Regions from separate parts of the Homo sapiens genome. Here region 2 is linked to region 1. Evidence: chromatin loops called from intact Hi-C (ENCODE). Cell type or tissue: Caco-2. All regions are shown on one strand.

Region 1 (5,000 bases):
AGCTTTACTCCTGTGTGTGTCGGAGGTCCTGCGTGTGCTGCCGTGCACACATCTGAAAAGCACGTACCTGAATTTCATCTTAGGCATGATACTCTCCATTCTCAGGCCTTCCCCAAGGTAATTAATGGTAATATTGAAACTCCAGCTGGATGTTTGGTACACTGTGGCCTGATGAGTTACAGCAAAGTTTGTAATGGGAATACCAGCAAAGGTGATTTTAATAGTGTGATGAGCGTTGTGATAGAGTTTATTACCCAGAGTCCTGGGAACACAGAGATGGCCCCTCACTCACCCTGGGGGATGGAAAGTCATGTGACCCTTGAGATGGGTCTTGAAAGAGATGCCAAGTACCAACTGCTTGTTACTTTTTTGCCAAGCAGAAGGAATGCTTGGGAGAATAGGGGTGCAAAGGGCATTTCAGACAGCTGCATGGATAAAGGCCTGGGAGGTCAGCAAGGGTGTGGCATGCCAGAGAACACTGAGGAGGGTCGCTGCTGTGGTGGAGGGCACGGTGGGGTGGGAGTTGAGTGCAAAAGGTAGGCAGGAGCCAGATCATGCAGGTCCTTCCTTGGGGACCAGGTTAGGCAAGGGATTTGGATTTTATTCTAAAGGCAGTGGAATGCCACTGTAGAATTAAATACTAGGGAGTTACTGGACCGGGTTTGTCTTTTACAATAGGGATTCTGTAGGCATGGTCTGTACTAAGACTTCTCCTGAAAGTCAGTGATCTGATTCAGATATGCAAGTCCTTTTATTAGTTCTAATGGGTGTGAGACTTAAAATTCCAGAGACTTGCACATTTTAGGTATGACGGTAGGCTGGATGTTGCTAAGTGACTGACATGTGATTGGTGTTAAGTTAGTGCCCTGCTGGAGTTTCTGGATGATTGTACTCCCCTGGGTTGCCATGCTCAGCAGTGGTGCATTCCAGGTGCCTGCTGAGCATGGACACAGGCGGTTGGATTCCTGCGGGTTTGGAAATGGCACTCTGACAGTGCAACGTCAGTGAGGTCTTGAATTTGTGACAGCAACTTAAAGTTGCTGGGAATCTAGAGGTCTAATTATACTGTTAACTTGGCTTTCTTGTTATTTGGTTAACATTTTTTGGTTGGTGGTTAACCCTGCACTCTGAAGTGATGCATATTTATGCTAGGAATGTGTTTTGGCTTCAAAGTTTATGATAACTAGACTTTAAAACAGGTATGAAATTTAGATGCATCGTCTATATCCCTTTGCAAAAGATGTCTCTGTCTCCCACATTTGCTTCTCTGGTGATTCTTCAGTGTTACTACCATATTATTTTTTCCTGCTAAGGGGAAAATATGTGAGATGAGCAAGGGTGGCATCCCTTGCCTTGCCTCCATGGACAGTGGTTTCGAAAGGACTCAGGAGTGTTTGCATTACTTAAGGCTTGACAAAGCAGTAAGGTGAAGGCAGAGAAACAGTGGAGGAGGCTATCACAATTTCCTCATCAATAAAGATGAGGGCTGTGGGGAAGGAGAGAGGGGTATGTCTGAGAGATGTTTAGGATAAGGGAGAACAATCTGATGTAGAGAATGACAGAGAGGGGTGGTATCTAGGAGATCCCCAGACTTCTGGCTTGGGCAGCATTGGCGAGAGGGACAGTCTTGTATCATCTAGCAAGTAAGTAAAGCAGGCCAAGATGAGGAGGCTTGGAAGTGGGCAAGAGTTTGGCTTGTTCTCCCACTATGTGCAGACAGAACAGCCGTGCATGATGCGATGTCAGAGGTCAGGGTTGGGCTCAGCACAGAGATGTTGAAAGCCAGGTCCTATCTGTACCCTGTTTTGTTGACAGTGGGGAACACATGAACACATTCTAGTTAGAGGACTAAGATCAGACATGGGTTTCTGTGAAATCATTCCCTGGAAATTGAGGAATCAGGAGGCTGGAGGAAGGGAGGCATCTGGGTGGAGATGCTGAGGACTCGGTAATGGCAGGGAGAACATACAGGCATGGGTATGCGTGCAGTGTCTGCAGCCTCTATTTTATTTGGGGGTGGCGTGTGATACAGATTCTAGAGTCAACACAGAGGAGAATGAGCAGCCCTTGGTAAGCTATTAACCAGGAGCAGGTGGGGGCAGCGTGGGGAAGGTGGAGTAGAAGGTGACTGGGAGAGCTCTCCTCTGTTCTGGTGCCCAGGCTTGCCTTAGTTAACAGTGGACCCACGGTGGCCTGAGTGGACCTAAGACTGGAGCTGGTCTGACTCTTGCTGACCTGGAGGCTTCTGTGCAGTCTGCAGTTGGACCAGTGGCAAGATCAATAAACCTTGTCTTCAGTGCTCAAAAGCCTTCTTGTTCTGTGCCATTGCCGAAACCATTCTCATTGACTGGTAAATCAGCTTAAGGTTCAGCAAAAAGGAGGACATTTAAATTAAAGATCAAATATTTATCACTTTGTTAATGACAAATGCAACTTCAGCAGCTCAAGTTCATTTTCTGATGGGGTCATTCCCTTTCTCCTACCCTAAAATAGACTCTTAGGAGACCTTGGAGAACATTGACACACCGCTATGTAAATATTTGATAGCAGCTTAGCTTACTGCCTTTCTTTTGCAAAATATATGAATTTTGTCAGGAATCAAAGGTCTGCAGTGAAGCACACATGGTAAGCATTGAGAGTGCACAGTGTGTTTGCAGAATCCCTTTTGGACCGGCCGTCTCAGCTCCTTGGCTAGTCCCCTTGCTCATCGTTCATCAACTCGTTCTGCTCTGGTCGCCCTGGCCCCTTGCTACCCCTTAAAACCTTCAGGCTGCTCCTGCCTTGTGGCCTTTGCCCTCCATGCCCTTCCCTGGCACCCTCTTCTTTGAGGTCTCCTTGGGGCTTGCTCCAGCCTTTCCTGCAGGCCTCTGCTCTCCAGTCACAGAGGCAGTCCCTTGTAATGCTCTCTGGGTTAAATCACGTCTCCCACCTGGTCACCTTACACTCTTTTGTCTTTCTTCATAGCACTTTGTTCCTTGACATATTACACTTTTATTTGTTTATTTTTTATCTCCCTCAATTGGACTGTGAATTCCATGAGACCAGGAACTTTGTTTTCATTATTCTGTCCTGTCACCAGGACATTACCCAGCACATCGAGTCTGCCTTGTATTTGGTGAATCAATGAATGATCAGATGGACCAGTCAATCAGTTTGTATATTCACAACAGTTAATCAGCTTGTGGCACGTGGTAGGTGCTCAGGAAGTGTTTGAAAGAATGAATTGGTGAGTGAGTAAATGAATCTGTGCATGGTTAGTTGCCAACACTGGTGCTCAGCAACTGTTAGCTGGATAAATGAACGGTTGCTGGAGCTTACTCGCCTGTCTCTGGGGCTAGTCCCTAGCTTCTTTATTGGGGGAAGGCCCGGATGCACAATCTTTGATGTGTGCTATTGTTTCTGTTTGATAAATTCAGTTAGTCCCTCATTCTTTCCGTTTGTCTGCCATCAGCCAGGCTCTGTAATTAACTTACTGTAATTTAGCTGAGAGGTGAATTTTCCATTTTAAAGATGTTATAAACAACTGGTGCTTGTGCATCTTGGTTGTTGATGAAGTTCATGCCTAAAAGAACATGAGGGCTGTGTTACGTGTCTAGGGGAGAAGGGGCTGTTAGCCCACACCTGGCCATAAAAACATGGGGACAGGCTGGCAAGTTCTGGCGAAGTTGTGTTTCTCTAGCTCCAGTGCACCAGCATGCCAGCATGGGGGCCAAGGATCAGGGTCAGTGTGGTCATCTTCCTCAAGGGTCACATTTAACCCAAAGATTTGGGAGAAATAACATTTTAAAATTTTACAACCAATACTGATATTTGTTAAAGGAGAATTCAATATCACTTAGTAGTTAAGAGCAGGCTGTGGAACCAGACTGCCTAGGTTTGACTGTGTCTCACCACTTACTTGCCTAGTGGTCCTGAGCAAGTTACATAATCTCAAAACTCATTTCTCACTTCTAAGGTGGGAGCCTGTGATGCAGTAGAGCCAACAGCACGGGGATGTCAGGGATCAGTGAGAGCCACGGAAGGCTTTATCACAGTGTGTGCACATTGTAAGTAAACAACAAGGCAGATGTTTCATGTGATCACTTGATGTTTTAAGATAACAGAGGAGCCAAAGGAAATTTTATTCTTACCCTGGCCATGCCCTAACATGGCCTCCAGGGATAGGCATTCACTTACTTCTGCATATTTCAGATGGGCAAGTTAGGAGAAGCACTGCCTTAACAAAACCCAGTGCACACCATTGGATGGCTTGCATGCTTTCTCAGGAATTCTTCCCCAGCCTTGCCTTGGAGTTGAGCTGCCGTTAAGGAAGTGATGAATTAGCCATGCTTACTTTTAGTACCTGCTGTTTTAAAGTACCTATTTGAATAGCAAATGAAGTCGAGGGAACCTACAGGTTTGGATAAAGAACTGCCATCTAAGGAATGACGGTATATAGAGGAGCTTGTAATTTGAGCATTTTCACACACATTGCTTGCATTTCATTCTTATAACCACTTATTCATCAAGGTAGCGAAGACTGTCAGAATGGAAAGAGACTTCAGTAACTCTTGGGTCCATCTGTTTGATATGATTTCTGAAGTCCCTTCTTCAGCATCCTATTCGTCTTTCAGACCCTGCTTGGTTTCTCCGGGAGATAGAGCGTTCCCTGCCCCAAAGGCAGTTCAGTCTGGCTCCCCATAATTTCTACGCATTGGTTTAGGTTCTGTCTTTTAGAGCCGCAGCTAAATCTAGCACTTCTTCAACCTGTAATTTATGCCCTTTTAATATACAGACCTCTGGAGGTAGTGTTTCCACAACCTCACCTGGGCCATTTAACCATTGCGATTTAACCATTAAATATATGAAGTCTGCGAGAGGCAGCCTTGACTGGTAGGTCGGCTTAGTCTGGTGGACTTCAGCTACAGGTCTCAACTCATTGACTGATTGTGAAATCTCTTTTGTGGATCTCAACCAGCATTTTTTTAATGAAATGAAATATCAGAGTATATAAACACATA
Region 2 (5,000 bases), 120 kb before region 1:
TGTATTGATTTGCTAGGACTACTGTAACAAAGTCCCACAGAGTGAGTGGATGAATAGAAATGTATTTTCTCATGGTTCTGGAGACTAGAAGTGTAAGATAGATCAAGGTGTCAGCAGAGTTGGTTTCTTTCAAGGGTCATGAGAAAAGAATTTATTCCAGACCTTTCTCCTTAGCTTACAGATGGCCATCTTATCCCTGTGCCTTCACATCATCTTCCTTCTGTCCAGGTCTGTTTCCAAATCTTCTTCTTCTTTTTTATTTTTATTTTTTTTGAGACAGGGTCTTACTCTATCTCAAAAAATGTTGGAGTGCAGTGACACAATCATGGCTTATTGTAGCCTTGACCTCCCCAGGCCTAGGTTATGTTCCCACCTCAGACTCCTTAGTAGCTGGGACTACGGGCATGCACCACCACACCCAGCTGATTTTTGTACTTTTTTTTTGTAGAGACAGGGTCTTGCTATGTTGCCCGGGGTGGCCTCAAACTCTTATGCTCGAGGAATCCACCTGCCTCAGCCTCCCAAAGTGTTGGGATTACAGGTCTGAGCCACTGTGCTTGGTCTCCGAATCTTCTTCTTATAAGAACACCAGTCATATTGGATTAGGATCCACCACAATGACTTCATTTTAATTTACTTACTTCCGCAAAGACTTTATCTCTTTTTTTTAAGATGGAGTCTCGCTTTGTCACCCAGGCTGGAGTGCAGTGGCACTATCTCGGCTCACTATAACCTCTGCCTCCCAGGCTCAAGCAATTCTCCTGCCTCAGCCTCCCAAGTAGCAGGGATTACAGGCTTCCACCACCATGCCTGGCTAATTTTTTGTATTTTTTTAGTAAAGACGGGGTTTCACCATGTTGGCCACACTGGCCTCAAACTCTTGACCTCAAGTGATCCGCCTGCCTCAGCCTCCCAAAGTGCTGGGATTACAGGCATAAGCCACAGCACCCTGCTACAAAGACTTAATCTCTAAACACAATCACATTCTGAGGCACCGGGAGTTAGGGCTTCAACATATGAATTCAGAGGAGGGACAGACAAGAGTTAGCCCATAAGAGAAGATGTTGTTTTCCTTTCTGTCCAAACAAAAATGCTTTCCTCAGATGGAGAGAGAAGCTTGAGCTATTCAGTGACTATCCCCAAAGAAGTTTCCTTTATACTAAAAAAACTGATTTGAAGACTGGAAAAATTCAGTCTCATCTGTTAGGTGATGTTGGGTGGCAGGAAACACTGTCAGCTTCTTAAGTTCATGCAGCATTATGGGTGGTAGCAGAGTTGTGCTGTGGGGACCAGGACTGGGAGTTGTGTCAGGTGAGAAAGGACTGCAGCGGTAAGCCCAGGGGGCAGAGAGCAGGTCCTGGGAAGTGAGCTATCGCCAAGAGGAGTGGCCAGACACCCCAGGCTGAAATAGGGAAAGTTTGGAGGCTGTGAGGCTAGGCTGTGAGTGTTTGAGGGAGTGGGCTCTAGAATCAGACAGATCTGGGTTTGAACTCTGACTCCACTTCCTGCTGCTTACGTTAACTGGTCAAATCACATGATTTCTCTTAGCTTCCATTTTCTCATCTCTAAAATGGGGGCAACCTTCTAGAGTTGTGGGGAGGAAGATAATGTATATAAAGTATTATCATAGTAACCTTTGGTGCATAGTAGCTGTTCACTAAGTGGTGGGAGGTCAGAGACCTGGAGAGAGGAGCAGAGAGAATACCCTAGACCAAAGCCTGGGCAGCCAAGGCTAGGATCCAGTCCAGGGGTGTGGCTAAGGTCCAAACGAGTCACATGGAATTTGAAATTACAAGAAGGTTTTGAGGGTCCATAGCTATCTAAGGTCTTGCTGTCCCAAACCAGAAGTGGTTTAGATTAGGTTCCTTGAGGGCAGGAATAGTGTCTGGGTCTTTTGAGGTGTGTGTTCATGTGTGTGTGTGTGTGTGTGTGTGTGTGTGTGTGTGAATGCCATTAACTCCTAGTGCCTGGTCCTGGTCTGACACTCATTTAGTCAACAAATAGCCCCCTTTACCTACCTTATTTAATTTAATCACCACATGCTATACATCAGGTATTATAATCCCCATTTTTAATATGAGAAAACTAAGGGTTAGAATGGTTTAGTAATCTGCCTAAGGTAATGCAACAAGTTAGGGTCAGAGGCATGATTCAAACTCTGTTCTATCTGACATCAAAGACCACGCACTTTGCACCGCTAACTAGGGATGTCTGCCTCAAGTGGCCATTCTGTGTGTGCACAGAGAATGCAGTAGATACCAGCTGGGGGTGGAAGGGGGGTGACAGAACACTTTCCTTAGTGGCGGAGGCTATCCCCTCACTTTTCTTAGTAACTGTGCTGTCCCTCTGCTATGGTCTGAATGTTCATGTTCCTCCAAAATTCATGTTGAAATCTAATCCCCATTGTGATGACATTAAGCAGTAGGGCCTTTAGGCTTTGCCCTCATGAGTGAGATTAGTGCTCTTATAAAAGAGGCTTGAGGGAACCATTTGCCCCTTTCACCATGTGCAGTCACAGTGAGAAAGTGCCATTTTTTAAGGAGAGTATGAGCCTTCACCAGGCACCAAATCTGCTGGTGCCTTGATCTTGGAATTCCTAGCCTCCAGAGCTGTAAACAATACATTTCTGTTGTTTATAAATTACCTGGTCTAAGGTATTTTGTTCTAGCAGCCCAAATGAACGAATACACCTTCTTATTATTCATTTGTCAATCATTAATAAATTTATTAATAAATTAAAAATTAATTTATTAATAAATTTCTTAATAAATTTAAAAATCAGTTTCTTAATAAATTTATTAATAAATTTAAAAATTAATTTATTAATAGATTTAAAAATTAATTTATTAATAATTTAAAAATTAATTTATTAATAAATTTAAAAATTAATTAATTTAGCAATAAAGTTATTAATAAATTTAAAAATTAATTGATTTATTAATGAATTTATTAATAAATTTAAAAATTAATTTATCAATAAATTAAAAATAATGAATTTATTAATAAATTCATCAATAAATTAAAAATAATGAATTTATTAATAAATTCATCAATAAATTCATTAATTTATTAATCAATAAACTCATTAATGAATTTATTTATCAATAAATTCATTAATTTATTAATCAATAAATTCATTAATTTATTAATCAATAAATTCATAGATGAATTTATTTATTTATTTATTAATAAACAGCCCTTGCCCTACTAATCAGGGGGGCATTATAGGCACATTACTCAGGCTAGGTCAGTTATATTATATTATTGATAATATACCATCTCTCTGTCCTCAGTGATTGATCTATGTATAATCATGTGGTTCAAGTAAGCCAAGAGCCCTTCCCTGGAATTTTTCAAATACACCTGGAAGAGAGAAGTTCTCTTTCCTTTAGGATCATTAAGCTAGGAGGCTGCAAGCCCAGAGTGGCCTGTGCCATATACCTTGCTATGTGAAGAAATTCTACTTGTAACAAAGTGAATGAAGCCAGAATGCAGAAAGGACCAGAAACAAGTTGGACAAAGTCCCCAAAGCATTTGAGTCCCTAGATATACATATCCCTAAGACCAGCTCCTTCCTTTCTCTTTCCATGGCTATACAAGTTATGGGGAGGAAGATAATGTATATAAAGTATACAAAGTATACATAATGTATACTTTATATATATTATGGTATACAATGGTAATGTATTACATTACCTAGTTTACCATGGCAGAGTTGGATGTCTGTCACTCGCAAGCAAAGAATCTAGATAGTTTCCAAACAGATGGAATATATATGAAAACACTTTCAGTAAAATTTTTATCCGACTAGTGGGATAACTAATCACAGACCCAAAACTTGATTTCTAGGTTTATTTCTTGAGGACGCTTTTCAATCTATGGCTTCCCCATTTTTAAAGAGGCTTTTCAGAGTAGTAGCTAGCGTATAGCTATAGGCTGGTGATTCCCAAAGAAAGACATCAGACTTCTCACTTAGAAAATATTTTAGGACCAGAAAACAGTATAGTATCAGTATTAATTCATATACGGAAGATTATTTTGTAAGTGCCATTTAAATATTTCTTTTTAAAGCAATCTTATAGCTTTGAACCTTTTTTTCTATATAGATGTGGAGTTCCTTTGATGGGTTTCTAACAATGTCAAATTCATGACTTCTACTTTTACGTCTATGATATTTAAGATACTTAAAAAGCATTTACATTTGAATCCAGTTATTAGACATGATGGCCAAATTATATTTTAGATGAAACATTCCCTAAATTAGTGCTCCCAACTATATTTATAAGAAAACTTTATATTGTGACACTATATGCAAATTCTATTCCTGGTGAGGAGATGACGTTGCTAATAGCAGAGAACAGTGGCCTGACAAGTCTATTTTCTCACAGGAAATATGAAGAAACACTTGCAGTTGAGGTTTTGTTTGCCCTTAAAGTTAATAAATTGCATGGTCTAATAATAATTAATTGTGCCTTCCCTCCGTCATAAAGCTCTTAAAGCATTTCTCAATCAATTAGCAGCTCAGGGACATTATTATTACTGGACATTTTGCAAAATGAATGGGTTCAGAGTGAATACAGAGTAGACTTTACTGCTGAGCAGCTCAGGGTGGGCCTAGGTCACAAGCTGAGCAAGCAGGCTTTGAGGTTTATAAGGAAAGCTTTCAATGTCTCACCAGCTTACTGGCAAGGTTTCTTGGTCCCTTGCTTTTATTTTTCACGTATTGCTCTTCTCATTACTTATGCATTGCCCATTAAATCCAGCGCTGCAGCTGAGGTCTGGTTTTTCTACATTTCCAAGTTGCATTGCTGTATTGCTGTCTTTGATAAGATAAGCTAAAAGGTGTGTGCCCAACCAGTGCAAAGTCCAATACTGCATAATTATCCAGTATATTTGGTTGGCATAGGCTAGCAAAGCCAGGTGATTTAGGTCAGAATGTATTTTAGATTAAGGTCATGCTGGAAACCCACCAAGACTTATGGGCCAGATTTAAACATTCA

Evidence for each region. A loop is a pair of places that touch in the nucleus more often than their neighbours do. Peaks named below come from ENCODE experiments on the same cell type or tissue, not always from the same donor. Only the 100,000 strongest peaks of a DNase experiment are listed, where the experiment ranks them.
Region 2: it touches region 1 in a loop (2.4-fold over the local background); 4 of 110 quality-filtered maps call a loop at or near these places.

What each region holds. Positions count from the first base shown.
Region 1 is chr11:93,490,474-93,495,473 of GRCh38, reverse strand. All of the region lies in intron 2 of SMCO4 (single-pass membrane protein with coiled-coil domains 4), which reads left to right. Among named protein-coding and RNA genes, the nearest start is that of SMCO4, 50 kb to the left of the region's middle. In Caco-2, no CTCF peak of the experiment used is centred here; a DNase peak (open chromatin) is centred at 2,093.
Region 2 is chr11:93,611,853-93,616,852 of GRCh38, reverse strand. No RefSeq gene overlaps it. Among named protein-coding and RNA genes, the nearest start is that of CEP295, 47 kb to the left of the region's middle. In Caco-2, a CTCF peak has its summit at 2,240; DNase peaks (open chromatin) are centred at 2,250 and 4,772.